Linked DNA regions of Mus musculus: all the other regions are linked to region 2. A link is a loop called in an ENCODE intact Hi-C map of the cell type or tissue named here. Cell type or tissue: heart. All regions are shown on one strand. Region 1 holds the start of Plpp1 (phospholipid phosphatase 1). Region 2 holds the start of Mtrex (Mtr4 exosome RNA helicase). Region 3 holds the start of Ccno (cyclin O). Region 4 holds the start of Gm52034 (a long non-coding RNA gene). Region 5 holds the start of Cdc20b (cell division cycle 20B). Region 6 holds the start of Slc38a9 (solute carrier family 38, member 9).

What was found. Hi-C counts contacts between places; a loop is a spot of excess contacts. Peaks named below come from ENCODE experiments on the same cell type or tissue, not always from the same donor. Only the 100,000 strongest peaks of a DNase experiment are listed, where the experiment ranks them.
Region 1: a loop joins it to region 2, with 5 times the contacts of the local background. A loop is called at or near these places in 3 of 42 quality-filtered maps.
Region 3: it touches region 2 in a loop (2.3-fold over the local background); 9 of 42 quality-filtered maps call a loop at or near these places.
Region 4: it touches region 2 in a loop (3-fold over the local background); 12 of 42 quality-filtered maps call a loop at or near these places.
Region 5: it touches region 2 in a loop (7-fold over the local background); 19 of 42 quality-filtered maps call a loop at or near these places.
Region 6: a loop joins it to region 2, with 4 times the contacts of the local background. A loop is called at or near these places in 12 of 42 quality-filtered maps.

Annotation. Positions count from the first base shown.
Region 1 is chr13:112,797,681-112,802,680 of GRCm38, reverse strand. It overlaps Plpp1 (phospholipid phosphatase 1), which reads right to left and starts at 1,904. Exons shown (of 6, transcript NM_008903.2): 1 at 1,415-1,904. The coding sequence starts at 1,472. It overlaps Gm41067 (a long non-coding RNA gene), which reads right to left. Exons shown (of 3, transcript XR_873969.2): 3 at 3,310-3,408. In heart, no CTCF peak of the experiment used is centred here; DNase peaks (open chromatin) are centred at 1,170 and 1,920; H3K4me3 peaks cover 2,237 bases; H3K27ac peaks cover 2,054 bases.
Region 2 is chr13:112,924,817-112,929,816 of GRCm38, reverse strand. Mtrex (Mtr4 exosome RNA helicase) reads left to right here and starts at 2,437. Exons shown (of 27, transcript NM_028151.2): 1 at 2,437-2,587. The coding sequence starts at 2,460. It overlaps Dhx29 (DEAH (Asp-Glu-Ala-His) box polypeptide 29), which reads right to left and starts at 2,137. Exons shown (of 27, transcript NM_172594.3): 1 at 1,844-2,137; 2 at 117-190. The coding sequence starts at 2,024. In heart, no CTCF peak of the experiment used is centred here; a DNase peak (open chromatin) is centred at 2,286; H3K4me3 peaks cover 2,950 bases; H3K27ac peaks cover 1,468 bases.
Region 3 is chr13:112,984,583-112,989,582 of GRCm38, reverse strand. Ccno (cyclin O) reads right to left here and starts at 1,781. Exons shown (of 3, transcript NM_001081062.1): 1 at 1,299-1,781; 2 at 507-692; 3 at 1-11. The coding sequence starts at 1,685. In heart, no CTCF peak of the experiment used is centred here; a DNase peak (open chromatin) is centred at 1,882; H3K4me3 peaks cover 3,536 bases; H3K27ac peaks cover 752 bases; H3K27me3 peaks cover 4,139 bases.
Region 4 is chr13:112,671,566-112,676,565 of GRCm38, reverse strand. All of the region lies in intron 2 of Slc38a9 (solute carrier family 38, member 9), which reads right to left. It overlaps Gm52034 (a long non-coding RNA gene), which reads left to right and starts at 3,199. Exons shown (of 2, transcript XR_003950560.1): 1 at 3,199-3,293; 2 at 4,538-5,000. In heart, CTCF peaks have their summits at 2,361 (motif pointing left) and 4,653 (motif pointing left); a DNase peak (open chromatin) is centred at 2,285.
Region 5 is chr13:113,033,811-113,038,810 of GRCm38, reverse strand. Cdc20b (cell division cycle 20B) reads right to left here and starts at 3,432. Exons shown (of 12, transcript NM_001281487.1): 1 at 3,370-3,432; 2 at 3,035-3,097. The coding sequence starts at 3,432. Mir449c (microRNA 449c) reads right to left here and starts at 2,828; the gene lies at 2,720-2,828. Mir449b (microRNA 449b) reads right to left here and starts at 1,392; the gene lies at 1,313-1,392. Mir449a (microRNA 449a) reads right to left here and starts at 1,277; the gene lies at 1,187-1,277. In heart, a CTCF peak has its summit at 2,697 (motif pointing right); DNase peaks (open chromatin) are centred at 2,760 and 3,700; H3K4me3 peaks cover 1,591 bases; H3K27ac peaks cover 334 bases; H3K27me3 peaks cover 2,509 bases.
Region 6 is chr13:112,657,898-112,662,897 of GRCm38, reverse strand. Slc38a9 (solute carrier family 38, member 9) reads right to left here and starts at 2,132. Exons shown (of 15, transcript NM_178746.4): 1 at 2,026-2,132. In heart, no CTCF peak of the experiment used is centred here; a DNase peak (open chromatin) is centred at 2,147; H3K4me3 peaks cover 1,643 bases; H3K27ac peaks cover 1,382 bases.

The sequences.
Region 1 (5,000 bases), 130 kb after region 2:
CTGTCTCAAAAAAGAAAGAAAGAAAGAAAGAAAGAAAGAAAGAAAGAAAGAAAGAAAGAAAGAAAGAAAGAAAGAAAGGAAGGAAGGAAGGAAGGAAGGAAGGAGAGAGAGAGAGAGAGAGAGAGAGAGAGAGAGAGAGAGAGAGAGAGAAAATGCATTTAAAAAAAACAGGTACTAAAATTTTAACAATTTTATAAGATTATAGGCACCTAAATGGTCAGGCTGGAAGCAAGAGAGAGGAATAGTCTAGAACAGCGAGATTAAGTTAAAGCCTGGGGAAATTTCCTATCTCTGAGGAACCATTATGCTGATTTGTATCTAGGATGCAAAAGCCACTAGTTCAGTCGCCTTGAAAACTCGCCAGGACTATGTCAGTTACTTAAACCAGAGTCCCACCACCCAAACTTCCAACAGCTTACAACTAGGTAAATTGCCTGACCCAATGGTCTACAAGTGACAGACACGATACAGGAAAAAAAAGAAGAAAAAAGAAAAAGAAAAAAAGTGAAAGCTACCCCTTCCATGCCTATCCCTTGACAAGATGACTCTAGTTTTGGAGGTTTGGGAAGTTTTGTTTTTGTTTCTCCTGAAGGAGAAACAAAACAAAACAAAAAAAAACATCTGGAGACGAAAGACCCCAGAATTGAAGTCTTCCACCAGGGAAATAACCTTAACTTTGCTGTAGCTAAAGAAATTAAAGAAGCTAAAGGCGCTCCGTGCCAGGCTGTCACAGGAGACAGGCACACCAAGGCAAGGGCTGCGCTATAAGCCAATAGCAGGACTTCTACGGGATGGGATGGGGAAAAGCAAGCTTCTTCAGACCTCATCAGGCAGAAACCTGGCCATCTCCATCGCTCCTGCAACCTGACAATTTACAACCTGACGACGCCTTCTAATTAGGAACGTTCTAAACCTTTTATAGACGAAGAAAACTTTCAAGTGCTTCTCACCAAGTTATGATAAGCTGGGCACTGAAGCCTGCCTGCCTGCCTGCCTGCCTGTTCCCAGGGAGGGAAAAGTCCGAGTGTACCGAACCTCCAGCTTCGCTGCAGAACCTGATGAGCCAGAGACCAGGATTCTCTGCACGGTGCAGAGGGAGGAGCCCACCCTGCCTGTTAGAGTGGGCCGGGAAACAGAGGGTAACAGCACAGGCGAGAACAGAGGCCAAGCAGGGCTAGACTCAGCGCACCGGCAGACAGGCAGGGAGAGCCCACGCTGGAGCCAGAGTGTTGGATGCAGAAGCGGGGATCACCCCCACCCCCACCCAGCCCCGGCCCCCCGAGCTGCGCAAACGGCTCCCCACAACTCTCTCCGCAGCCACCGGCGCACGCGCGCGCGCGCACGCCGGGCACACCCACCCCACACCGGTGCGCGGCTCCGCCTGGAAGACCCCCGGGCCGCGGCGCCTACGTACCCAGCAACACGCAAATCACATCGAGGGCCACGTACGGCAGCCGCGTCTTGTCGAACATGGTCACCGGCTGGATGGTGTCACCACCTGGTGCGAGTGGCGGGAGGAACAGACCGCGGCGGTCCAGATACCCAATTCCCAGAGCCCCGCCCTCGGGATGGCGGCCGCCCCAAGCGACTGCGAGCCTCTTAGACTGACGGGAGCAGGGACCAGGGCAGTTTGGATTGGGCCGCCCTGCCACCGAGGGCAATCGTGTCCCGGACTTTTCCCTTCACGGACCCGGTACTGGGCCAGTGGCCGCCGATCTGTCGCCTCAGGCGCCTGCTCTCTCAGTGCTGGCTCGTCGCGGCCAATCGCCCTCCGCTGCCCTGTGCCCTCTCCAACAGGCCGGGCGAGCTCTAAGGATGAGGACTGGAGGAACACCGCTCCTCCCGCCCCAGGCGCGCCGCTCCGGCCAGTGCGCGGTCTCGCCGGCTGCAGCGCGCGGGGACGAAACCCAGGCCAGCGCAGACAGCCAATCAGCGCCATCGGCCCCGCCCCGCCGACTTGCGGAGCCCGCCCCGAATCTGGAAGCTGGTTAACGGGGCGGGGCCAATTGCAGGGATTGGGAGTCCTCTCTTTAGTCCATTCAGCCCTTTAGTGCTAGGCGATGCTTCCTTTAAAGGAGAGCCAGACCCCGATACACCATTCCATAGCTCCTGCTGCCCGCCATCCTTCTCCTCCCATGGGCTCTCCCTCCAAACTGTTTAAATGAGTTACCTCTAAGCCCCTTTCTGTGAGGGGCCTGCACCTTGGCCTTCCTGTTGGTCGTAGCTGAGCTTCATTCTAGCAAGAATCCTTCTTGCCCTCTGGTCATTCTTGATATTCTAATACTTAATATCTGAACCCTCCCGCCTTTGGTGTACGTAAATCCGCAGTCTACCCTTAGCAAGAATACCCCTGCCATTAATGTCTTCTTAGTCATGTTCTGTTCACTGACTTCGAATCTCCAGCTCAGTTTCCGCTAACTGCAAGTCATGTCTCCTACTGCAATAGACTTCGTTGGGACTTCACTTGGGAGGAGTTTGGAGACTTGTTCAATGGTAGAGCTCTGGCTTTAGCACGGAGGGGCCTTATTTTTGATCAGTAGCGCAGCTTCAGCCATGCTCACACAAACAATAGAGTTAACTATGTCTTAAGAAATATCAATGATTCAATAGTGGCAGTCCCCGTACCCATTCCCAGGAGGCCTCCAGAACACATTTAGTAATCTCAGTTTCCAAATGTGTAAAAAGAGGATCTCAATGATCCCCGCTGTCTATTCTAATTAAGAGGAAGTGGTGAGACTCAGAGAAGATAATGTGACAATTGCTTTATAAAGAGTTAAACCACCACTACCAATCTTAACAATACATGGTTTCCTCCTTGCTCAAGACTTTTTTTTTTTTTTTTTTTTTGACAGAGACTCCTTTAGCCCAGGCAGGCCTCACATTCGGCTGTGTAGCCGAAAATGGTCTTAACTCCTGCATCTACCTCCCAAGGCGTTACAGGCATGAGCCAGCACCCCTGGGGTTTTTCTTCTTATAGGAAGATGTAAAATACAAATCACAGAATGTGCCTTCTGTTTTCTCAGGTATTTCCTGCCAAGCATCCCAAAAGACCAGTGAGTGGAAAGATGCTACTTCCCAAGGGGAGTCAGATGTGTTTCCAAGTGCAACTATAAGCCATAAAAATGTGTATTTGTAAAAGTATATTCTTATTTTAAAGATATATGGATTTTTAAATTTCAACTTATTTTAATTGTTTCTAAAAGCTCTCAACAATTTACACGCAAAAAGATGTGGCATTATTATTTATTATTATTATTATTATTATTATTATTATTATTATTATTATTTCGTTGTTTTCCTTACCTCCAGAGTTACAAGAGTCCTAGGTAGCATGGTCATTGTTGTATGCCAGCCCCGCGGCCTACTTGAACCGGGTACACCTGGAAGGCAGGCTGGGGCTGAAAAAGACTTAGACGGCGAGAGAAATAATGAAGCCAAAACGATTCCCTGTTCAAGTCTCGCCAGTTTACTAAGAGAGTGTGCTTATAAGGGGAAGGCCCATCCCCCGCCCAGTCCATTCTTGGTGTCTGGAGCCAGCCTGTAGGCGACATGCAGGATAGGATGTTCCTCCTGAATATCTCAGGGCCCTCTCAGCAGGTAGCAGTGTCTTGGAGGAGACCAGTGGCAATTGACAGAACAATAGAGCCATCTAGGTCGAAAGGCTCCACCCTAGGTAATCTCCGTAGTGGCAGCAAGGTCAAAGTCTGGATCAGCCTGCTTCGAGGCTGGGGGAGGCTACAGGTCATAATACATTTAGATGACTATTTTTTTTAAACTTTTATCAAGCACATACTATGTGCCAGGTATAGTCTAGGCAAGATGGCTTCCCTAAACAGCTTTGAGATGAAGATGTTGGACACGGTGGTATCCACCTGTAGTTCTAACACTGAAGACCGGAAGCGAGAGAATCAGGAATTCCGGGACAACTGCCCATACATGGAAGTTTTTTAGTTCCGCTGATGGGAAATCTCCTTTCAGATAGCTACCATCCTAGTTTGGTTTCTGTTGCTGTATAAAGACCATGAACAGAAGCAACTTGGGGGGCGAAGGGGTTTATTTAAGTTTATAGTTGTAATCTCTCATGAGGGGAAGTCAGGGCAGGAATTAAAGGCAGGAATCTCGAGGTAGGAATCAAGGCTGAGACAGTGGAGAAACTGTTTACTGGCCTGCTCCCCATGGCCTGCTCCCCAGCTTTCTAATACCACCCAGGACCAGCACCACCCACAGTGAGTAGGACCCTCCCAAATCAATCATGAATCAGGAAAATGCCCTACAGACTCTATAGGTCAGTCTGATGAAGGCAGTTCCTTAATCTAGATTCCCTCCTCCCAGATTACTGTAGCTTGTGTCAAATTGAAAACAACAACAACAACAAATGAACTCTGGCCTGGCGTGGTGGCGCATGCCTTTAATCCCAGAACTGGAGAGGCAGAGGCAGGAGGATTTCTGAGTTCGAGGCCAGCCTGGTCTACAAAGTGAGTTCCAGGACAGCCAGGGCTAAACCCTGTCTCGGAAAAAAAATACAAACAAAAAAACAAAACAAAACAAGAACAAAAACCTAGCCAGGACAGGTGGGAACTGATAAATGAGCAGACTATGAATGAGCAGATGTTAACCCTGTTAGGAAACAGGGTGATAGGAATTTAGAGGGCCATGTTCTACCATTTGCCCATCCATAGTTTATCATTGACAAGAGAGAAAGGTTACTTTTATAAAAGAGACCAGGCTGTCATCACATGAACTCAGGTGGTCAAACCTAGCCTCACTGAATTTCAGACAAGACATTGGTTGTGTTAGGTGACATAAAACACAATATACCGTGCATGCATCACCTATAAAGAACTGGTACCAAGAACCTTTCATCCAAGCATAACTGTCTGTAATCCTAAAGTCTAGACTCCAGAGACATATTGGATGATGGAATAAGTCAACTGAAGCTATTATAGATAGCAACCACTCGAAATTAGAAGAAATATCTACTTCTAAAGTGTTTCATTCAA
Region 2 (5,000 bases):
AAAAGACACCCGGGGTCCTCTGTGAGAGCAGCAACTGCTCTTAACCGCTGACAGCTTCTGTGTTTTGCTTGAATGAGAATATTTCCTGAAACGCAGCAAAAACTTTGCTTACTCACTTTCAAAATAGATTTGTCCAGATTTGCAGAGCCACCGGAATCATTTGCAGAATTAAAACTATAAATTTTTGGACCTGTATATAATAGACAACAAATGGGAAATTTAATGATTAGTATTCATTGTACCATCTTAATTTTTCTTAAAAGGTTGCTAAATAGTAAATCTCTGACTTTAATTTAATTCTTTCCCCTTAACTTTACCAAAGAATTTAAGATCTCAAAGTTAACATCTTAGGAAAGGGAAAGGAAAGGGAAAGTGAAGACAAACACTACAACAAATGACTGTCAGGAACTTGAAAGACTTCAGTGAGAAGTCAGTAGTAAAAGAAAAAGATCTTAGTCTGCAGCGAGACAGCTGTAGAATTCTCAGGGAGAAATGTGTCATATCTGAAACTACAAGTCTAATAATTTGCATTTATAGAGGATTACTTTCTAGGAGTAAGTGCGCCATGCCACTAGCTTATTTTCTCATAAATCCCCCACCACACATACACACACACACACACACACACACACACACACACAATGCTCCAAGCTTTTTTTTTTTTTTTTTTTTAATATGAGTACGCTGTAGCTGTCACTGTAGCTGTCTTCAGATACACCACAGAAGATGGCATCAGGTCTCATTACAGATGGTTGTGAGCCACCATGTGGTTGCTGGGAATTGAACTCAGGACCTCTGGAAGAGCAGTCAGCGCTCTTAACCACTGAGCCATCTCTCCAGCCCCCTCCAAGCTCTTTCTTAACTCAAGATCTTGGGAATGTTATTCCTACCATGCTTTACAGGATTAACTTCTAGACAGCTTCTAATTTCAGCTCAACTATCACTTTTCATGACTCCTCACCATTGGGGGGAAAAAAACCGAAACAAAACACCCTGCTAAACACTCATGGGCATGCTCTCTCTCTCTCTGAAGCTTAACAACTATAAAGCACGACTGTCTGTGTGATTAGTAAATTAGATTCCTAAGCTGCTCTGGAGCGAAGGTTTCCATTTTTTTCGGTCTTATTATCACCAGTCAGATGCTTGGTATTTATGTATCAATAAGCACATATGCTTGCAAGTTTTTTGTTATAGAAAAAAATTACTGCAAGCAAACAGATCAAACAGAACAAAACAACATATAATTTTGATGTTTTTGAAACTAGCTGAAAGAGTGGCCGTAACTAATCACCTTCAAGTTATCAAATCAATCTGCAGGGTAAGCAAAAAAATGCAAGGATTTGACAAGCATAGAATTTTACTGTAAGTCAATCCAGTGTCCAATGTGTAAAGTGTGGTTATTCTTAGGAAACACTGACTTTTCTGGAACATACAAGGATATTTATGTAGATAGATGCTGAAGAAGACATTAAGATCTGACAGAACATGGAGCTGCATCAAGCCAGAAGCACTTCCCTTAACAACTCTCTTAACTAGCGGAGCGGCTGTTCTGACAGCTCAGAGTGGATTCCTGCTGAACAACAGCAGATGCCATGACTCCGTTCTTAGAAGGAGAAAGAAAAAAAAAAAAGAGTGAGTTAGAAAGGCGAAGCCACGCTGTAACAGAGTTACTTTTGTAACTTTAATGGCCAAAGGCCCTTAGACCGATCTACAAGGCCACCCCACCCACTGCTCAGGTGTGGAAGATGTCTAAGTTTGGATCTCATCAGCTCACGTTGTGAGTCTTTGCTGGACAAGAAGCAGGGTCTGAGGGCAGAAGGCTGGGCACTGGGTCAGGGCTTACCTTGCTTCACTCGGGGCTCCCGGGCGCCGGTGGGGACGGCGGGCGCCGGCCTGGCCACCGGCTTCTTGCTCTGGGCTTCCCCAACAGCTCCGGCCTCTGCACTTCTGGCTCTGGAAGCAGACACGGCGGCCCGCATCGCCGCAGCTCCCGGCGCCTTGTGTTTCTTATTTTTGCCGCCCATGTTTCAGCTGCAGGAGAGTAGTCTTCCAGATCCAGATCCCCGCTGCGGCACAGCAGAAGCCCGAGAGCTCTTCACGTTTGCCGGCTCCCACGCCTCCACCCAGCCTCCTCCATCCGGGCTCCGCGGCTGGGGCTCCGGCTCAATTGGCCCGTGTCCTCAGACTCCGCCTCTCGGCTCCCGGGAGCGAGCGGCATGGCTGCTGTCGTGCGCCACTGGTCGCTAAGTTTTTAGTCATTGAACTGCCGGACTCGCAGTGGTTGGAAGAGAAAAGGGGCAGGACCCAGACTAGAAAGGAGAAAAGTCACGCGGGGCTCAAGGCTCGCTCACTTTTGACTCCTCCGGGCCACCGTCGAGTCCCCCCATTCGGCGTCACTGTAGGGTACGGTCGCGGGGCCTCTTGGGTAGGAGGGAGATTCGGTCTCAGAGTTCCGAAAGATGGCGGATGCTTTCGGGGATGAGCTTTTCAGCGTTTTCGAGGATGATTCGACCTCTGCAGCAGGAGCCAAGAAAGACAAAGAGAAAGAGAAATGGAAGGGGCCACCAGGGTCTGCAGACAAGGCCGGGTAAGGAAAACCTCTGAGCTCTTTTTCTTCTCGTTCTTCTTGTTTTTGATGCCGGTAAAGGAAACACGACTCAGACGAGGAGCACAGAAAGTGTTTGAATGGAGTCAAGAGGCTAAGGAGATTGAGGGGAAAAAAAAAAAAAACCGTTGGGGAGAGAGGAAAGGTTGATTTTGCGGGAGGGAGGGCGGTCTCGGTGTTCGTGCCTGTCCGGCCGCAGCGTGGCTTCCTTAGGCCATGCTTTGGCTGTAACCCCAGCTTAGCAGGCCAGGTACGGCTTTGCTTGCGAGGCGGGGCTTGTCACCCACAAAACCTCTCACATAGTCTTTAAGCAGCGAGGCACTAGATGAGCCAAGGGGGAAGACATGTAGGGGGTTCTTAAACCGCGAAGGCAAATCGCTACCGAAGGAAGAGATTTAATCTCCAAGTTGTAGTTTTCCCAAAATAAATTAATAATAATAATAATAATAATAATAATAATAATAATAATAATAAAGTCAGATTCAGGATATCGCTATGTAAGTTGGGCAGCCCTCGAACTCGAGATCCTCTTATTTCAGGTCCTTAGGGTTGGAATTCCCAGAGTGCCCCTATGACACTCGGTCAAACTAGTTTTCTCTTCCGTTAGCGTTTTACACTTGATGATTGATTCGGTCCGTTATTACATGAGTAGTTGCAAAGTACTGGTTTAAAAAAAAAAAAAAGCTATGTCTTTCTGCTTCTTACCTGGAATCCAGTCATAAATTAATTAATTTAAAAAATCATTGCTCTAGGGCTGAGGACATGGCCAGTGTAAAAGACAGCTTTCTGTTTGAGAATGAGGACCTAGTTTCAAATCTCTAGTACCCACATAAAAAGTGTGAGCACTGTAACCCCAGCACAGTGGGGCACAGAGACAAAAATTGTTGGGCCTGGCTGGTTGCTAACTTAGCCTCTTGGTTGTATAAGTGAGAAACGCTGTCTCAAGGGAGTAATGTAGGATGCTGGAAGTCCTCTGGCCTCCACTGTATGCTCAAGTGTAGGCGCCACACAAAGAAGACACAGAATTTCCCTTATTGTCAGTTACCTTCAGTTCTCAAGTTGAGGAATTTCCTTCACCACACTGACCCTTGGACAAGTCTTTGGAGCATTTTCTTAATTGCTGATTTATGTGGGAGGGCAGCCCAGTGCGCTATGGTGTGTACCTTCCTGGGCAGGTGAGCCTGCACTGGGTGATGGAGCTATAGAAACCCGTGAGCAGCATTTCTGTGGTCTCTGCCTCCGAGTTCCCATTTTCGCTTTTCTGAGTGATGGATTGTAAACACATCAGCTGAATTAAGTCCTTTCCTGTCTAAGTTGCTTGTGGTCAGTGTTTTTATTTATTTTTATTTTGTTATTATTATTATTATTATTATTGTTTTTTGTTTTTTGTTTTTTTGAGACAGGGTTTCTCTATAGCCCTGGCTGTCCTGGAACTCACTTTGTAGACCAGGCTGGCCTCGAACTCAGAAATCCACCTGCCTCTGCCTCCCGAGTGCTGGGATTAAAGGCGTGCGCCACCATGCCTGGCCAGTGTTTTTATTACAGCAACAAAAAGCACACTAGAGCTTTCGTTGGTGGTTCATTTTCACCTTGAAATACAGTTCATAAAGAAAAGGCAAGTTTAACGTTTGCTTGTGTGTCAGTTTGTTTTGAGACAGGGTCTTGCTATGTAACCATTATTGGCCTTGTCCTCAGACATGCTTGGAATTAAAGGTGTGCGCTGCCACACCTGGCTGCTTCCCAAGGTTAGGAGCCGAGTTGTGCACACCTCCTTCCCTCCCTCCTCCTGCCCTGTGTCTCTCATTGGGTAAATGAAGCACTCTAAATCACAGCAGTCAGTGCACACACAACTCTGAGGTTCCTTTGTAGTGTCGTCCCAGGCTATCTGCTTCCTCCGTGTCTTGGAGCAGTTTCCATTTTCTAGAATGTGCTTAAATTCAGCATTTACATTCCATCTGAGTACCATATATGGGTTTGGGTTTTTTTTTTTTTTTTTTTTGGCCTCTTTTTTTCCTCAGTGTCTAAACTGTTTGTTCTTATAACATGTAGCAACACTTTTCCTTTTATTGCTGAGAATTGTGTTCATATTATATTATGTTTTTACCTTTTCATGATCATATTGTGTCTACTTTTAAGTGTGTGTGTGACTGTGTGTGTGTTTTGCGTGTGAAGTGGGCTCATCTTGCCTCAGTGTTCCTGAGGAGGTCAGGAGACAGCTTTTCATTCCGTCTTGTTTTGTGGCAGATCTTTGAGTGTCAGCTGCAGCACTGTATCAGTTGTTTAGACTCCGTCTTGAGTCTTCTCTCGAGTCTCCACCGTAGGAGTGCTGGGATTGCAGATGCAAATCACCCCATCTGGGGTTTTTTATTTTAATCGTTTTTACATTGAAAAGGGG
Region 3 (5,000 bases), 60 kb before region 2:
TGCACCTCTACCTGCAACACAGAGTGTGCTCCAGTTCCGGACTGGTGGGTACCTGGGACCCAAATCCATCCAGCCTAAAACCCGGGAGAAAACTGGGACTCGAACTCTATATTCCTTCCACTTCCACAATTCCGCTCCTGAAACCTCTCCCCCCACCCACAGCTGCTAGTGCACCTTCTCTATCTACAACCCAACTTTAAAATGTGTGTGTGTGTGTGTGTGTGTGAGAGAGAGAGAGAGAGAGAGAGAGAGAGAGATTGACTTTAAAAGCATCTTTTCCAGAGACAAGTACCACAAAGCTTTGGTTGGGCGGCCAGCTACAGCCTAACCTCTTTGTAGTCTGAAAGGATTGTTGCTGTGAGTGGTAAGAGAAGTTAAGGCTATGACATGGAAAGATCTTCGAGCATCTGCCCAGATAAGCCAAGCAACCCAGCCCTAAGCCATGCACGAGTTGGGGAAGGGGGGCGCTGGCTGCAAACACATCGCACTCTTTCGCCTGGTGGTACCTGCTTGCAAGCGATGAGCAGACAGGTGACCCCGAGCAGCTGGAAGCAGTCTGCAGCAACAGGGGTCGTGAGGAGAAAACGGTCCAGAGTATTCACGGTCAGACACAGCGACTCGAAAGAGAGGCCGAACTGGCGGTGGACTTGCAGGAGCCAGCTGAGCAGTTTACAGCGCGATTCGGCAGTCACCTGGCCGGGAGCGAGAGGGGGAGTGTGCTGAAGCGCGCGCCCGAACAAAACAATCCAGAGAGGCAGAGAGGCAAAGGGGAAAACGCTAAATGACTGAAAAATAGGAGGCACGTGGGGGGGAGGGGGGGAGGTACGGGCCTGCCTTAAACCAGGCGTTCCGGAACGCCTGGGAACGTTTGGGCTCGCGCCTGGTATTGTGCACAGTGCATTAGGGCACACTACCCAGTCTAACCCTCTCAGCAAGTCAAAGGGACTATAAGGGGTGGGGGGTGGGGGGTAAAGTTTTTGTTTTTTTTTTAAACAGAAGTGCAAGCAAATTTAGGAGTTCTGGATCTGACGTAGAAGCTGTCGAACTGCGTTATAATAAAACTCCTCTACCCACCCCCTATAACTTCCGATATCCACCTCTCCACCCACAACCTTTCTCCATCTAAATAGGTCAGTGGGCCAATCCTTGAAGGTCCCAATTGCTCCTACTGATGGCAGATAATGGGCTGCAATGACTAGGGCTGTGCGAAGGGCAGCCAGCAGCCATGGAGAGAGCGAGCTAGCCTGGGAGAGACAGAAGCGCGACGGCCCCGGGTCTGGCTCTTGCCAGCGCCTCACTTGTGGCTGGCGCGCCAGCGACTCCCGCGGGTGGAAAAGATTCTCCTGCGCCTTTCGGAAGTCGTAGCAGCTCTGGCCGTATTCTCGGAAGGTCTGGAGATCCAGCGCTGTCAAGGGCTGGGCAGGGTTGAGTAGGGAGCTGCAGTCCCGCGCCGCAGACACTGCGGGGCTGTCGGCGCCGTCCGAGCTGGAGCTGGGGGACTCGAAAAGGTCACAGACGCCCGAGTCTCCCGGGAGCGAACACGCGTTCAGCGGCCGCAGCGGCTTCTTTCTCCGGAGGCACGGGCGTCTGCTCTTCTTCACTGGGGCGCGGAGGTTCTGGTGGCTGTCTCGCCTCCCGGCTCCCGCGGCGGGGCTGCCCGGGCTGGCAGGGCAAGGGGTAACCATGTTACAATCGGGTAGCGCTCCTAGCGTCTACGACGCCCGGAGCGTCGGCGCGAGAGCTGCGAGGAAGATCCGGTCCCGCTGGCGGCGCAGCTCTAAGTACCCGGACTGTGCCTTCCCTCCACCACTCCCCCGGCCTCTCACTGGCTGAGCCCCGAGCCGCCCACGGGCCGCGCTTTCCCGGAGGCAGAGCCACACCCCTCGCGTGCGAGCAACGCGTGGCCCCCGCGCTGGTTGCAGGGGGAGGAGGCGTTGCAACTCCCGCCTCTCACCCGCCTTCAGCTGCAGGCTCCGCGCGTCTGTCGTCACCGTGGCAACCGCAGCCCGGGTCCTGGCGCCAGCTGCTTGAGCTCGGTGGAAGAGCGTAAAGATCACTGGCCACCTAGGGGAGCCATGGGCCGTCTGAGCGGTTCAGCCGCCCCCGGAAAAAGGGAAAGGCTGCTCCGGGGAACCTGGTCCTTGGTTAGATTGTCTGGCCTGGTGTGATCATCTTTTATGCCAACCCTCATCCAGGTGGGTCCGCCTCTGAGCTCCGGACCAAGATCAGGCTAGGTTTTCTTCAGTGACCCATAAAAGGACTTGATTTGCGACTATTTTATTTCATTCCGCTGGCCCAGGGAAGGAGAACTTTGGCGCGTCGCTAACGTCTGTTAAGTATGTGGGAGCCCGTCCTGTCAGACAGGTATTTGTGATCCAAAAACGTAGGAAGTTACTTCAAATGACCGTCGCACAAGCCCGCTGCCCTCTGGATACTTTGCCCCGCACTTTTCATCCCGAGCCAAACACGCCAAGGCTGCAGCCGTTTAGGGCCTTAATGTCACAGGTGGCATTTCTGTGGAATTGCTCACAGTGTGTTCTGCTTTGGGTCATTAGCTTTTAACCCTCTACCTTTCTAGGTTATTCTTTGTGCCCAGGGTAGGATGGAGGGAAATCAAAGGAATGCAGAGTTGGGGGAGGGGGAGGCGCGGGGACAAGAGAGAAAGGTAGAATGTGACACCTTCTCCATTCTCAACCCGTGTACTCCAAACTCCGGTCCTGATCTAAAAGAGACGTTAAGGCGCTGTGAGTTCTGCACACGCGGCCGTCCTCACTGATTCCAAAGACAGCTGGAAATTGTTGGAGTCCACGTGCAAATCCTCCCCCTAGAAACTTGCCAGAGAAGCAGGTGAGGGGAAAGGGCTGGATTTCAGCTTCTCGCCTCCGTTTCTATTCTCTGTGATTCTGAAGGCGCTTTAAATTGCAGCACTTGTGTGACGCGGGGTTGCTGAGAATCACCTGAGAGGAGTTTTCTACATGCAAGTGCCTGGCTTTCTGTCTCCTCTCAGGCTGTTGATGGGTAACATTACGGGGAGATCAACCGAATCCACAGCAAGGGGGCCACATAGCAGACCTCTTCCTAGAAGAGTTTTCTGGGTGAGGAGGAAGGATCTAGGAACTCTCTGATTCTGCCTCTTGGTCCAGCGGGAAAGAGCACAAAGCACCTCATCAGTAGGATCCAGAGTGTACCTATTTAATGATCTTGTTCAGCAAGACATTATTCGGTCTCCATTTCGTCGTCTGTAAAAGGATATTACTTGCCTTGCGAGTCAAGTAACATCGATGAGAAATCTTGAAACTCCCCCCCCCCCCGTTAATTTATTTTATTTATTCACTTTACATCCCTATCGCAGCTCCTCCTCCTCTCAGTTACCGCCTCACATCGCCCCTTCCCCCTCCTTCCCTGCATTGAGAAGGGGCCGCCCTCTCCCTCTGAGTACTAACCCATCCTGACACACCAAGCCCCTGCAGGCCTGGGCACAAGCTCTCCCGCTGTGGCCAGACAAGGCAGCCACAAGCAGACAACAGTCAGGGACGGCTCCCACTCCAGTTGTTGGGAGACCCTCTTGAAGAGAAAGTCCTTTTTAAATGCAAAATAGTAGAGTCCTCTTGAACCTGATCCAGGGGGGTCAAGAATGTTGTTCTGCTGGGGGAAACTGAAGACTGATCAGGCCATCTGTGTGTGGTAAGGCTCTCCATGCTGAACAGACTTTTTTCCCCCAAGGCCTGTACTTAGAGTCAATCCCAACAGACACTGCCTGAGTCTCAGCTTGAAGGACCTATTATTCAGCTTTGGCAGAGTGCTTGCTGTGTCGCCTGCTGTGTGGAACCTGCAAGGAGCTGGTGTTCAGGTGGGATAAACAAAGAGCCATGTGCCATTCTTAAAGGACTGAAATGTGAGCCGGGCGTGATGGTGCACGCCTTTAATCCCAGCACTCGGGAGACAGAGACAGAGGCAGGTGGATTTCTGAGTTCAAGGCCAGCCTGGTCTACAGAGTGAGTTCCAGGACAGCCAGGGCTACACAGAGAAACCCTGTCTCAGAAAAGGCCAAAAAAAAAAAAAAAAAAAAAACCAAAACCAAACAAACAAAAAAGGACTGAAATGTGATGGGGGAGGGGACCAAGATATCAATTTAAATTCAAATGTCAGATAAACAACAAATGCATTTCTCATAAGGATGTCACAGAAATTGTATGAGACATATCTACAAGAGAAAAATGTTTATCTGATAATTACCTGAAACACTGTACTATATGGAACAGCAAGCTATCTTTTAAAGATTTTTTAAAAAAAGATTTATTGGGGCTGAGAGATGGCTCAACGGTTAAGAGCACTGACTGCTCTTCCGAAGGTCCTGAGTTCAAATCCCAGCAACCACATGGTGGCTCATAACCATCCATAACGAGATCTGGTGCCCACTTCTGGTGTCTGAAGACAGCTACAGTGTACTTACATATAATAAATAAATAAAATTAAAAAAAAAAAGATTTATTTATTTTATATATATGAGTGCACTGTAGCTGTCTTCAGACACACCAGAAGAGGGCATCAGATCCCATGACAGATGGTTGTGAGCCACCACGTGGTTGCTGGGACTTGAACTCAGCACATCTGGAAGAGCAATCAGTGCTCTTAACCTCTGAGCCATCTTCCAACCCCCAACAGACTATTCTTTTATCTGATATTCAAATTCAACTGAGCCCTGCAACTTCACAGCAGGATCAGCCTCACTGTTCTGGAAAGAGTAATGAAAAATTGATGGTAAAAACCAAGGTAGGGGGGAGGGAGGGAGGCAGAAGAGGAGGGCTGGACAAGAGTATTCTAAGTAAAAACAGGCTGTAGGAGGATCTGGCAGCAGTCCTGGGACATCTGCAGATGTGTATAAGGGCCTGTCTAACGAAGAATGGCCCTTGCAGAGAAGAGGAGGACAGAAGCTGGAAAGTTATAGCTAATAATTACATAAAGGGTATGTGGCAAGTACTTTATTCTCTGTGTATATC
Region 4 (5,000 bases), 250 kb after region 2:
AGCATGTGTCACTGCACCAACCTCCTCATGGGGTTTCTGGGGATCAAAATCAGGACCTCATGCTTGTAAGGCGAGGTCTTCACAGACTTAAGCTGTCTTCCTAAGACCCCAGACCCATTTCACGTACATTATTAGCATCCGGCCTTTAGCCTGTTGAAAGCCATCTTGACTCTCTTGTTACCACTACTGGCTCCAAGCTCTGGTGGTGGTGATATTATACTGCACCCACAAATTCCTTCTGACTACACCCTTGACCTAACACTGACCAGACAGATAAGGGTTTTGTTTCTGTTTTTGTTTTTTTTGCCTTAACTCTTCATTAACTCTTCATACTTTTTCTGCTCAACAAAATAACTTTGACTTGACCCTGCGGAGTATCAATTACCTCCAAAAGCTCCCTTGGTCTTCGGGCTTCTCTCACTAATGTCAGTGAGAGAGGGAGAAAGTACAATAAAGTACAACGAACTTCCCAGGAGTGGGAAGAAAACAAAACAGACACGCAAACACCCCGGAGCTGACAGGGCTAAAGGGCTAAACTCAGGTGAGCTGAGCAGATACCGACCGAAGGGGAAACGTTTAAAAAGATGTCTAGGGCAGAGGGAGAGAAGGGAAAAGGCACAGAAACCAAGCATTTGAGAGAATAAGAGGATTCCAATGAGACTAGAAAAAAAACTTCATCTAGTGAAGTAACAAAGTCACATGCAAATTTAAGGTGCCTCTAACACTAAGACCAAGAATTTTCTTTCCTTAAGCATTTGGCAAAAATATAGTTCTTTGAGGGACAAAAGAAAGAGGAGAAGGTGGGAAAGTATGGAGAAAATTGGGCCAAGGAGGGAAAAGGAGGGGGAGGGAAAGGAGCAGAGGAGAGAGGGGAGAGATGGGTTTGATGGAGGGAGTAATACAATTTGTATGCTTGCCCCAGCGCAGTGATACCAGCAACAATTGAGGTCCTGTCCATCTAGTTATGACTGCTTGGTGGCAAGCTCTTCATCGTGTAATTCATGGTAGCTTAGCACACTAGCCCTCCTGGGAAAATCAATTTCTCTTTTTCTCCCCCTCCCCTTCCTCTTTTTAGGAAGTTTTAAGATCAAATTTAGGGCCTTGTGCATGCTAAGAACATTGTCTCCCACTGCCTGAATTCTTCTCATTTTTGTTGCCTATATAATCCCAAACTATAAAATCATCAAGCACCGGGTAACCACTTCCAGTTGCTGCCATACGCCAGCATCTATTAAACATTTTACTTTGCCTTGGGAAACGGCTTGAGTCTTCCTCTCTCCTAGGGCCGCAAATACCCACTGTCAACTCAGGCTGATCTACAGTGACAGCATTTGTGGGAGGAGAAATAGAGAGGCTGATTCACAAATGCACAGACTGTAGGTACCCTAAACAGCAAGGTGCCATAATGTATCTTACACACTCCAAGGGTGTGAGGAAGCTGTGCATTTGAGATATCCAATTAATGGTGGCTTGTTAGAGCACTACAACATCCTCAATAGCAAAAGCTTGAATGTTAGGATTTGGTATTTTGAGATGTTTTGGTGTTGAAATGAAAACAGCCCTGTGAGTTTAATAGATGATATCTCTGATAGATCAGATTATTCTCCATTTTGATACCAAGTGGGCAACAGAGTCCTACAAGAGCAGAGCAGCCGAGTGCTGGTAAGTAAGCTGTAGGAGAAAAGTCTGTGTACAGAGCATGCTTAGGGGGTTGGGGCCTGAGTGAGCTCCTGCCTTACGGTGTCACCCTGGGCCTATAAGGAGCAGCAGAAGGAAAGGGGAAACAAAGACACACAGAGAAGGGGAAAGCTAAAAACCGAGCCAAGCCACAGTAGAGGGTTTGCGTAGCAATACACAAGGCCATGGGTTCAATACCCAGAACTGGAAAGAAATTAAAAATCAACCATTTCATAACTTTGTTGGCTGGCTGGGGTGGTCAACTTTCCCAGGGCATAGTCACAGAGCAGTAGGAAAATATGAGGCTACCCTGAGTACCAGCTCATTAGTAGCCTCCAAAAGCCTGAGAAAAGCCTGCTCATTCCCAGTAGAATGTATCGAATAGAACACAGCAGACTTCTAGACCTTTCTGCTCTTCCATTTACTTTTTTATTGTTCATTCTCTCTCCAAACAGGTGACAAAATAGCATCAGAGGGAGGCGTGCTGAAGAAACAGGGGCCTTACTTTTTTATAATGCACCTAAATGATCCACATGCCGATGGCATGCAGCTTACAACGGCACAGCCCTTCCTCCGCCTGCTTTAGACTCCACTTGTCAAAATGCTTGGCCTGCAACCCCTTAGTCTGTGCCAGCTAAAAGTCTTACATGTAAGACGCGAATGCCACCTAGTGGGAGGTAGAAAAATAACACAAGCTAACCGTAGGCCAAGAAATACTCAGACATCAAATGTTGTCTCCCATCATCCTATAGCCAAAGTTTCCCAAGTGCAGGATGACCCTTGACACCACAATCGTGAACGCTGACTGGCTGGTGTATATAGCAATATACAATAGACAAGTATAAGCACTCTAAAGTCCTCACTTTACAAACATGAGATAAAGCTAAATGAACTCAGAGCTGGAAGGGGAGCAGACTGCTAAGAAACATCCAATTATAATATATATATGTGTGTGTGTGTGTGTGTGTGTATGTATGTATGTATATGTATGTATATGCATGTATATATGTATATGTGTATATATATATATATGTATATATATATATATATATATATATATATATATATATATATATATATGTGTGTGTGTGTGTGTGTGTGTGTGTATATACACATACATACATACATACAGAGAGAGAGAGAGATGTATATACACAAGGGGGCACCAGAGCATGGTGACTCAAAGAACTGAAGCTTGATACTAGTTGTCTACATTTTATTTACATGGAAAGTTGGAGACTCTATCCCTCAGCAGGAACAATGTCTTAAAGTACTCACATACTTTTTCTCATCTAATAGTCTCTGCTTTCTCCAGCAGAGATTATCCCACAAGCAGAAGCAACAAGGACTGCTAAGTTCTTACAAGTGGTTGCTCTCCTTTCTTACCAGTTACGCCAGGATTGAAAATAGCGGACTCCTTCCTTTTTGAAGTTTCATTATAGAAAATGTATTTCCATTTAATATACCCTGTTAGATTAAAATTTCAAGGAACTGAACTGCCGACTTGTCATAATGGAATGCACTTTAATGACCTATGACTCATTGTCACAGTGGCCAATTATTTATCACAGAACTTAGAAGCTTCAAGAAAAACTCTAAGCATTCAGTCAGCATTTGTAAGTGGACTACATTCACTAATACTGAAATATACCAGTGAGAATCACAATTATCGATTTCTCTGTTTCTTCTGATAGCCACTGTTAACGACACTTTCTTCAGGGATAAATTTCACACTACCAGTTTTAGCTACAAGAAAAACTGAAACATCAACTATCGGAAGAAATGATAACAATACCGCCAGGATCAGCTCACTGCAATCTTTCTTATCTCCTGGGCTGGAAATAGCTGCAGCTCTTATCTAGACTAACATTCTGCTGATAGCAACGAGGGTAGTCACTGACTGGGTACTGAGGACCTACTAACTCTATGCACCAGGCTCCCTTACCTCAGCTGTGCAGCTCCTCTCAGCCACCCAAGCCTTCCCGACTCCATCTGCACATACTGTATTGTCTACAATACAGCGAGCAACTTTACATGAATGGTGGCAGACTATACATACTGCTCTGCAACTCACTTTTTTCTTTTAACAAAATAACTCGAAGAGTTGTTTCATTTTGGTATGTCATAAGCCCACCTCCTTTTTATTAGATGAAAAATATTTCATTGTATGAACACACTATAATGTAGTTTTTCAGCCCTGGAAGAAAACATATTTTAGTCACTCAATCTTAGCAACGTATATGACCCCACGCAGGCACCGGTTGACGCTGTAAGGCAGTGAGATTCTGCTACCCAGAAACCTCAGAGTTGCCGCTGGGATCTGAGTGGAGGATCACACAAAATTTGTGGGTTAAATTCTTTTTTCTGGTGTACATAAGAATATGTGAGCACAAGTATAAAAAGGCCAGACGTCATCATCAGGTATCTAATTGAACTACCTCTCTCTCTCTCTCTCTCTCTCATTTAGTGGCATATTTGAGATGGTTTGTTTATTTATTTGCTATTTATTGAGACAGTCTCTTACCAGCCTGGAGCTCATCAATTTGGCTGGCCTCGCTAGCCAATGCTCTCCAGAAGCCATCTGTCCCTGCCTCCCTAGTGTGGTGGTTACAGGTACACACCATAGCTCCTGGATTTTATATGGGGGCTCAAGTTTGTGTGACAAATACTTCACTGACAGAGCCTCTCCCCTGGATTTAATCCCCCCTACATCACAATTGTATTCTTCCTGCCGGCAGTAGACAATGACTTCTGTCATAGCTTACTGATAAGATACTTTTCTAATATATGCACTTAAACATTTCTAAACGAGGACACCTCACAATCTCTAACACCGGATGTCTGAATTACTGTTGGCCAGGTGGCAGTGTGCTCGCTACTTCTGGTGGTGTGCTGACATCCGACTGCCAGGCCATCTCTGTCAAACCACTGAAGGAAGGCATGGGAACCGGAAGTGAGAAGGCCTCTCATGACGCCATCTGGTGAGACCGGGACAGTGCAAGGACGGGAACCTGCGCGCGGCCTCAGTGCTGCTGAAGAAACCAAGGAAGGCTGTGTCATCAAAGCCACCCACTCTCTTTCCGGCCAAAGGACAATTGTCCACGTAGGAGGGACACACAACTGGTCTGATGACTAAATCAAAAGCTGATCCAGAAGAGCCAGGGTTTTTAAGTGTGAGGTGTTAATAATGTCTTAACCAATGCACTTTGTTTCTATGATCAACTTGTATAGTTCCATAAGAGACAAATGAGAAGTAACACATACGGTCAAGAGTTCTTCCAGTGAAAACACAGCAAAAATTCCAAGTCCAGTACTGTACATGT
Region 5 (5,000 bases), 110 kb before region 2:
GGAAACGGAGGTCATTTTTCTTCACGGGCAGGAGCTGTAGTGGATCAGATAGATGGCCCCCCGCTCGTGGGAATGTGGACAGCTTTAATTGGACTCAGGGTGTTATTTTTTAAAAGAAGCCATAGAGGTAGAAGGGAGGTATTGGGAAAGGGTCCAGAGGGAGTGGGAAGTTTGGGTTGAATAGAATCAAAATTCATTGTATACATGTGTGAAATTCTCAGGGAATAAATAAAAATTCTAAAAAAAAAATGAAAATACTATTTACTTAGCTGTCTTAAACACAAAGACCATCATAAAATAATACTGGTCAACAGCAGCAACACCAAGGATGAGATTTGAAAATAGTAAAATACACAGGAATCAGATAATAGCATCTGTTTAACCTATGTCTAAGAAATATATTTACATTTAAATAGTTAATGCAAATTTATTTCATCAGGAGATTTTGGCCCAATAACTTAAAGAGTGCAGTCTTTTTCTTTTCTCTTCTATGTCTCTAGTAGTCACCAGTACACCACAGTGAGTTCTGGTGATTTCCTGCAGATGTCCACCTGAGGTCACCATATGACCTCTGACTCTGTTCCGTGAATCAAACGGCCTTCCAAAGAATGAGGAAGTATTTTAAATAATATTTATGGCCAGCTCTTCTTCTTTCTTTATAAACTAGATCTCATGTCCTTCCAATTATTGTAAAAAATATTTGCAATATTTTATACAAAATGGAAGAACTGAGTTGTCTCCCCAAATAAATAAGCCCATCCCTACCACATCCCCAAGATATCCCAAATTGTCTAGATACTTCTAGTGAAGATGTTTTAACGTGTGGGTCATTTTGAAAGTTAACACAAATTCTCCCTCCACTTGGTGTATACATAAAGTTGGAGAGACCTGCTCTACTCTATCATGAAACTGATTTAGTTGGAAACTTGGGCAAATACACAAGGCTTTCCATTTTATTCTAAATCTTGTGTTAAAACAACAAACACATAACTTTATAAATGCTTTGATAATGTCAAGCTAGGACTCAGAAAATATTACTTGAGTTTTTAAAGTAACAATGGTTAGTACTTTCACTGCTATAAATATGTCCTTGTGTCACCCCAAGCCACTAATAGCTGTTATCATAATAGTACCCCTCTTCATGGCAAAGCACATACATGAGCTGTAAATGCATGCTGGTGGTGATTGTGTGTGCAATAGGAGAGCAGTCGCATGTTAGCTGGTGCCGCTCACATACTCAACCAGCTAACAATACACTGCCAAGCCATCACACACAGGCAAGACAGCGCACCTCATTAACAAGAAGAACCCAGCCAGAAGGAAGTGGCAGGGTAGCTGTGGCTGCTGGCCTGACCCAACGCAGCCAGCTAACAACACTGCCTACCCGAGTCTGGCAAGTTCGGATTTTCACAGTCTGTGGAGTGGCTGAGGCTAAGTTTCTAACAGAAAGACACTGCTGCAGAGCTGCTGGAGTGTGGTGGCGTGGATACGGAGAGCAAGGGAACTCTGAGGGAGCCAGTTTTCTCCTTCCACCATGTGAATTCCTGGGATAGCATGGCAGTAAGTGCCTTTACTGAACCTTCTTGCCAACCCCAGAACTCTAATCTTAGTAACTGAAGAGGATTTATAGAGAAACCTTGTTTAATGTCTCCTAAACTATAAGAAACAAAATTTATATTACCAAGCTATACCCATGTTTTAAAAAAAAAAACTTTTAAGAACTTTAAATGTGGTTTTTGATGTTTTGTTTGTTTTTCCCCCTTGGGGGTGGGGGGTTGATTGGCTAATTTTTTTCTAGACAGGTTGTTTTTGTGTTTTTTTTTTTTTTTTTTTTTTTTTTTGTAGCCCTGGCTGATGTGGAACTGCTGTGTAGACCAGGCTGGCCTGGAGCCGGGAGATCCACCTGCCTCTGCCTCCCAAGTGCTGGCATTAAGTGCTTGACTAAGAACTCTGTATTCTTATACTTGGGTTTTCCAAATTTAATGTTAAGTTAAAGATGTTAGCAAAGTAAAAATGAATTAACAAAAGTTCAATTGAATTAGGCAGTAAAGTATCTAGAAGATAAAATAATTTGGGCAGGAAACATAACTAAAGACACAATGTAAAGGCTTTTAAATGTTATTTCTCTATAGGTGACATTAGTCACTGCATTTTAAAAGGCCAGCTATATATTTGATTTCAAGCGTCACTGATTGAATATAGAAAAATGTATGTTATCTAGAAAAATATTCAAATGGTGAGATTTTAGCTAATAATCTAAATTTAAAAGCATGTGGGCTATTTGGTGTAAAGAGAAGTAAGTGGTGCTAGAGATGTGAGTCAGATGAGGATTTAACTTTTTCATCCATTAAAGAAAGTACAGGAGCTGGAGAGATGGCTCAGCGGCTGAAAAGAGCACTGGCTGCTCCTCCAGAGAACACAGATTAGATTCTCAACACCAACAGGGCGGCCCCCAAAAGCCTGAAACTCCAGTTCCAGGCGATCAGAAGCCCTCTTCTGAGCTCCGCGGACACCACGCACACACGTGATGCACAGATATAAGTGCAGGTAAATAAACACAAGGTAATAAAAATGAGTTTCAAAAGAACACTCTTTTAAAAAGAACTGCAAGCTTTGGGTTAGAGCTTTAAGGGGCAGAAATACTATATTGGATCCAGCTTTTAGTAGCTGTCTTGAAGACACCTCCTTATCCACCAGATGGCACTATTTCCACGTCTTTGCATGCTTCTGAGTGCAGCAGAGGGTAGTGCAGCTAGCAACTGTTGGGATAAAGTTCTAACAGCCAGCTAGCAATGCACTGCCTGCCTGACACACCCACACTTCATCCTCTGTGGAGCCGGACACTGGGAAGCGCCCGCTAAGCAGGTATAAGTAGCTACATCAGTTGTGAGAATCCATTTCTTAAGTCTTCAGATTCTGTAAAGGTTTTTAATTTGTATTAATTCTCCCATAATTCCTGCAAATGCCTTCTATAGCAAGAATTAATTTGCTCGAGATCAGAATGAAGACAGAAGGGCAAGCCCAGAAAACTCACCTTGGGGGAACCTTGATTTCGCTGCTGCTTCATGCCGTTGGCGAGCACCCGCATGATGTTCTCCTTTGGAAATAGATTAACATAAGAAGGGAGAAAACTCTAGGAAAATCGTCACGGAGAGTGGGGAATTGTTTTGAATCCTGGGTTTGCTGATTCACTCATTCTTTCTAAAGCAACCAGGTATCTCCAGAACTTAAATTTCACACCGTTCAAAATTTAAACTAGGCTGTAGAATTTCATGGCATCTTTTGGTCCTTACTGGGTATTACAAACCGTACCTTCTGCAAGAAGCCCCATGGGAGGGTTGGGTCAAGAAAGAAAAGGATGGTACGCACCCACAACATCTCTTCTTCCGTCCGGATCTTCCTCCGGGCGGTGCGTTGCAGTTTCCACTCCATCTCCGAGTGAGTGCGCTGTTCCTGGACGCCTTGCCTCTCCCCCTCAGGGGCTAAGCAGGACCACGACTTCCCAAACCGCTAGCCTCGTCCCCCTAAACCCATCAAACCTGCCCTCCTACCCCCGAGACCCTCGCTCCTCCCACAGCTCCTGGAGCGTATTCCCCAGGGTAACCTTTAAAAAGCCCGCGGGGCGGCAATCAAAGCGGGAACCTCCTTCCGTCGGTCCCGCCACAGGCCAGCGCCTCGATGACGTCAAGTCTGGGGTGTCGGGGTGCTCGCTCGGGTCCCGCCCTCCTACCCGCGCCCCCGCACTGGGCCTCCCGAGCGGCGCGCGCCGCAGCGCCAAGCTTTGCCGCGAGCAGTGGCGGGCCTGAGCCTCCTGCCCGAGCCCGCAGGAGGTGCGGAGTCGGCGGGTAGAGAAGCGGGGTTTTTGGAGTTCACTGTTGTTTTCAAAAGCAAAAACGTTTCGTCCTAACTGACTCTAATCCTTTTTTTCCGTTCCCCTCTCCTTTTCTTCAACCCCACCCTGATTATCAAATTTGGACGCGTGCAGTAATTCTCACCCTTCTGTTTACTGCTTAGTGATAATCGCTTGTGAAAATTCCTGAACGTAAACATGTCTCTCAATGAGCATGTTAACTCCTCTGTCTTCAAACTCAAACTCAAAAAAGGGGGGGGGGGTGTCTAGGCTGCCGAGAAATGCGTTGACATTTCCAATTAATAAATTATCCGCACTGTCCACTTGGGGAATTGGGGAACTGGCCAAGTTCTCTTGCTGGATCTTGGGAGCTACTTCATAAGCAGGAAGTTTGTGAGAGAGGGAAAGAGCCAAGGAAAGCCAGTGAGACAGCTGACCAGGCCTAGGACTGGATCGATCATGAAATTGCTCGAGGGTCTGGAGGGACCTGGAGACGACTGACAGACAGGGAGCCAGATGGGCTGCTCAGCCTTGCCTGCCCATCTGAGCTGCCAAGGCAAGCTGGGCCATATGGCAGGAGACTAAACTGTCTGAGCAACCTAGGAGGTCCAGCAGCCAGGTTCTCTGCTCCCAGGTCCCCATCCCAAAGTGACAGCAGATTGCATTTTAACTCTAATAAGTTGTTTTGTGCATGCTGGGGCTAGGAGATTCAAACTGCTCAATAACTTAAGCCCACTCTAGTACGTCTGAAAATTCAAGAAATACCGGCTTCGTAGCAACCCAGCTCCCAGTGTTCCAATGACAACGGTTGAAAATGTGTGCTGGTAACCCCACATGAGATTTGTCAGAATGCTTGTATTAGAATATCTTTCTTACCCCACAAGAATGCTACTTTTCTTGCAGTGTGATCAAATGCTTACTCATTCCAAGCCCCAGGAAATCCCTTCTGCAAGCATTAAGACTCAAAGTGAACCATCTTTGCATGAGTCAGGTATATTGTTTAATGGCCAGTTGGAGAATGTCAACCAAAACAAGCAATGTATTAAAAACATGAGATTATTTTTATCTGTTTGTGTGTGTGTGTGTGTGTGTGTGCATTTACCCATTTTGTCAGAACAAGGAAGTAATTTTAAAGACAACTTTTAGAATC
Region 6 (5,000 bases), 270 kb after region 2:
TTCTAACACCCTCCCTATAATTATCCATAACTGAATCTATAGTACCTATGCTAAGATGCTAGCATCAATTTGCAGAACACACTAGGTTGTGGTAAGATAAATATTTCTATGGACATAAACATCCAAGGAGTTTATGTTCTTTCTCAAAGGCTGATATTAGTTATTATCTAATACATTTACATATATGATAAAATTTAAGATACGTTATATTGTTTATTAGGCATAGAGAGACTTTTTCTATAATGGGGCAGAAAGAAATTGTTTAAGCCACTGGGCATCTGGAATTATTCAGCTCTGCCTTTTAGTATGACAGATAGTATGGAAATGAGTATACATGGTTGTATTCTAATAACACTTTTTAAAAGGAAAACAGACATCAGCAGGCGATATTTTGGTAAGAGTTTATCTACCTCTGTAGTATTAAAAAAAAGGGAATTGTGTCATTCAAAAACAGCAGCCTGGTAGATGCAGTTATTACACGTGTATCTCTTTTCTCTATAAGTCCACTAGGGTCTACTAACACACATATATTCCTTCTTTATGAAGACTTTACCGGTGTGTTAATAGCTAATAGCCATAATTCTACAATTCTGATGTTACAGGGCGGAGGAGGGGGAGGCGCATTTTTCTACTCTGCTTAACTAATGCTTCAAAGAATGTTAAAATCTGGCAGTGATGGACACAACGTAGTCTAGAAAGCACCAAAGCAATACTATGACAACAAAGAACTTCTCCTTTTCCTAGATGAGCAACACTAGATTTTCTGAAGTTGAGTTTTAGATTAAAACAAACAAACAAATAAACAAACCAAAAACTACTAGCAAAGCACTAAAGTTTAAATGTATTATAAAAACACAGGCCTGCTAAAAATTTTTAACCTCTTATAATTTTTTTCCTTTTTCCTATATCACTAGTGTTGGACATCACTATGTGCACCATAACACCTGTTTTTTTTTTTTTTTTTTTTTACAAAGGTGCAATGACCCATATACACGCTGGGTCTTCATGCTTGCAAGGTCAGCACTTTAGAGACCAGCCATTTTTCTAGCCCTGGGTTTCAGATTTTAAGTCTCACTATTTAAACTGGAGACCATCCGTTCCCCTGGCTCACCTAAGTCCTGGGCTTACAGGCTTGCCCCATGTCTATCTGATTGTAGTTGTTTACAAGGCATACAGGTTTCTCTTTAATTTACAAGTTTCTTTTGATCTACTGAAAAGTTCTGTTGAAAACAAATAACAAAACCCCAAATAAATAGCGAACAAACAAAAACTTTTGTCTGGTACTCCACATGCCACTTCTTTGTTATATTTGAAGGCATGGAATAGGAAAACAGAGAGTGACCTCAACAATAAATGAGGCACTGCCAGGGGATCCTTACAATTAGGTTTTGGGCAAGTTGGCTAATAACTGACTGATGGATAAGCAGATGTCTTCAATTTTTAAGACATCCTGATTTGTAAACCGAGGAGAAAACGTTTGACTAGCTGCCTCACAACTCCAGTATTTCAAGACAGCCAACACAGCATTGCCACCCACAATTAGAGCAGTCAGTCACTCATGGGCTGGGGAAGTAGCTTGGTGGTAGAGCGACTTCATTGCCCAGCCCTGGGTTGCATCTTCCAGCACCTGTCCCAGCACAAGTGAGTCAGAGTCAAACACCAGTGTGGTAGGCACAGCAGGGGCTTCCGCTCCCAATTCTCCTCTCTAGATCTTTCTCTATCCCTGCAATAATCCCAACAGTCCTCTCACCCCGGCTTCGGGTGTTCATCTGCTGTAACCCTTCCTGCCTTTTCCCAGCAGACCCAGACTTTCTCAGCTCCCGCGGACTCCCCGTACTTGACCCATTCGAGGGACCTGCGCCACTCTGGAGCAGTGTCCCTAGCCCGGGGCTTGGCTCTCCCGGCATCCCAAAGACCCCTCCGTGCTGACAGCCCGATGGCTGCAAACTCAGCCCTTCCTTCCTCGCCTGGGCTCCCTCTTGGACTGTCCCAGGGTGAGTTTGCCAGGAGCGAGAACGTGTCTACCTCAGCAGGCCAATCCCTCTACGTCGGAAAACCAGAGCAGGAGGCGAAGACCCTTTCACAGACCTCTCAGTTGGCAGCGGCTTAGAGAGAATAGTCCTCTAAACAGGAAGAGGCAACGGCTTAGGCCGCGGGGGATGGCGGGGGATGGAGTCCTAGGAAAACACAGTCCACCGCTTCTGTGAAAGCGCCGCCATCTGAAACTACAACTCCCAGAGGGCTCTGCAGCAGCCGGCCAGCCTATCAAAGAACCCCGCCCTCCAGCTCCGGAGGCGGGGTCGCTGAGCAGGTGCTCGAACATCTGACCGGCTGGGTTGTCTTCTCCTCCCGAACTACCTAGGAAGAGAGAAAAAGAAGAGATCTCTTTAGGTGCTTTACAGCATCACAGGCCACGTGAGAACAAGATGATGTGCCTGACGTCCCTGGTGACGTTTTTCTCAGGCTTTCCTGGCTCGTGTTATGTTCTTAGGTCACGCCCTTGGATCCCGAGGGAAGCTGGATTGGGGTGGAATGGGGGAGTTGTTAATGAGCATTGATTTTTCTCCTGTGGTCTTCTTGTTTGTTTTGTGTTTGTTTTGGTTTGTTTTTTGTTTTGTTATTCGAGACAGTTTCTCTGTGTGTCCCTGTCTGTCCTGGAACTCACTCTGTAGACCAGGCTAGCTTCAAACTCAAAAGATCTGCCTGCTTCTGCCTCTGCCTCCTGAGTGCTGATATTAAAGGCGAGTGTCACCAGTGCCAGGTCTGGGTCTCTCTCTCCCCCTGGCCCTCCCCCTGTCCCTCCCCTCCCCACCCCACCTAAAGTCAATGTATGTTGGTAATGAAGTCATCTCATGGTAAGATCCCTAAGACTGATATGGCATGTCTTAAAACCAGGGCTCTATAAAGAAAGCTAACATTCAAAAGCAATGTGCTGTAATGTGATCAAGACCCCAAGACCTAAACTTATCAAATAGTAATGAATTCCAAGAATTTTACATTTATCATTTTGTAAAGTCTTTGGAAACTTCATGTTTTACCTATTTTTACCGATAATGAAACAGTCTTAGAAAAGTTGTGACATGGCAAGGCTAGACAGACTTTCAAGTGGCAAAATATCTGGAATTCAAACCAAGGTCTTCCAAACTCTGCTCTCAAACTCTTCTAAATATCCGCTCTGATACTGAGGGCTTAAAATTGCAAGTAGTAGTGAATGGTGCCTTTTAGGGAGATACAAGTTATTTTGTTGACAGTGTTCTTGTTCCAAAAGGCTTACAACTGCATCTGGCTGTACATCTGCATCTGCATTTGAAAATGAATGATACATGATTTTTGTAAGTCTCTGTAATAGGAAAATTTTCTTTTTCCTTTCTTTTTTCTTTTTTTCCTGAATTCCAGTCTGAGAAAACAGTTTTAGTCAAGATTGGAAAGAGCAAAATAAATAAGCACCTTACAACTGCTGGAGAGATACTTAAAACCACAGTAACAAAATTGCTGAATTTGATAAGGCAGCTCTGGCCAACTCCCACTTTCAGGTAGTGGTGACCTTAAAGATGGCAGTCTACATTCTTGACGAAGGTCACTGGCACCAGAGGGAGAAGAGACCTTCTCAAGAAATTGTAACTGCCTAGTGTTCTTGAAGGTTTCCTACAAGGTTTTACCTTGGTTTTATGGGCAAAACCTTGGTTTCATGGTTTCTTGGCTCACAGGGCAGTGCTTGTCCAAATATTTGAACACATAGTCATAGCTACAGGCACAAGGTCTCAGTTCAAGCAAGAAATAAACAGACTAGTACTGTGCCAGGTTTCCCACTAAGAAATCCTTAATAATACATTCATGTACTATAGAATAAGATTTAAAAATTTCTCAAGATACAGATAGATCAACAATTGAGAACAAATTCTAAGACACACTTAGCTTGAGTTTCCATTGCTGAAAAAAAAAAAAGCAAGTCGGAGAGGAAAGGGTTTATTTGGCTATATCAGTTTTCATCAGCAAAGGAAGTCAGAACAGGAACTCAAACAGGGCAGGAACCTGGAGGCAGGAGCTGGTGTAGAGGCCATCATGTACTGCTGACTGGGCTGCTCCCCATGACTTGTGTAGCCTGTTTTCTTACATAACCCAGTACCACCAGCCCAGGGATGGTACCACCCACAATGGGCTGGGCCCACCTACATCAATCAGCAATAAAGAAAATGCCCTACACACAATACCCAGGAACATGTAATGGTCAAGCAGAGAAGGAGGCCTCTAAAGGGAAGATTCAGAATGATTTGCTCGGAGCAGTAGACGAGAACAGCCAGGAAAAGCCAGGGAGGAGAGTACAGTTTTTCATGACTGTTTGGTTTTTATTTTTATTTATTTTTATATTTTTAATTACAGTCTCTGTATCCCACATTGACCCAGAACTTGCCCTGTGACCCAGGATGGCCTTGAACTTATGACCCTTTTGCCACCTAAATGCTAGTAGTAGCAGCAGCAGCAGCAGCAGTAGTAGTAGCAGTAGTAGTAGAACCTGAATCACCGGGCCTAGTTTTTTCATCTGTTTTTGTGGAAAGTTTAGCTATATACAGATGTAGAAAGTATGGGGAACCTCTATGTTTCCATTACTCATAAAAAAAAAAAAACAAATAATAAAGAACCAAGTCTCATGTCCTCTATAACCACATCTTGGTATATCTAAAATACAGAGACTGTTTTTAAGAAGTCATAACCTCCATATCAGCATACCTAAAACATGAATATTCGCTTAACATTGTTTAGTATCTAGTCAGTTAATATATTTCCTGAAGCTGTGGAGATAGCTCAGTTGGAAAAGTGCTTCCCCACAAAGCACAGAGACTTGGATTTAATCCCCCAAAACCACATCATAAGAAAAAGCCCAGACTCATGATGGCATGTGCTGGTGATACCAATGCTGGAGATACAGACACAGGTGAAGCCCCAGGGCTCACTGGCTGGCCAGGCTAGCCAGCTGATCAGTGAGAGACCTTGCCTCAGAA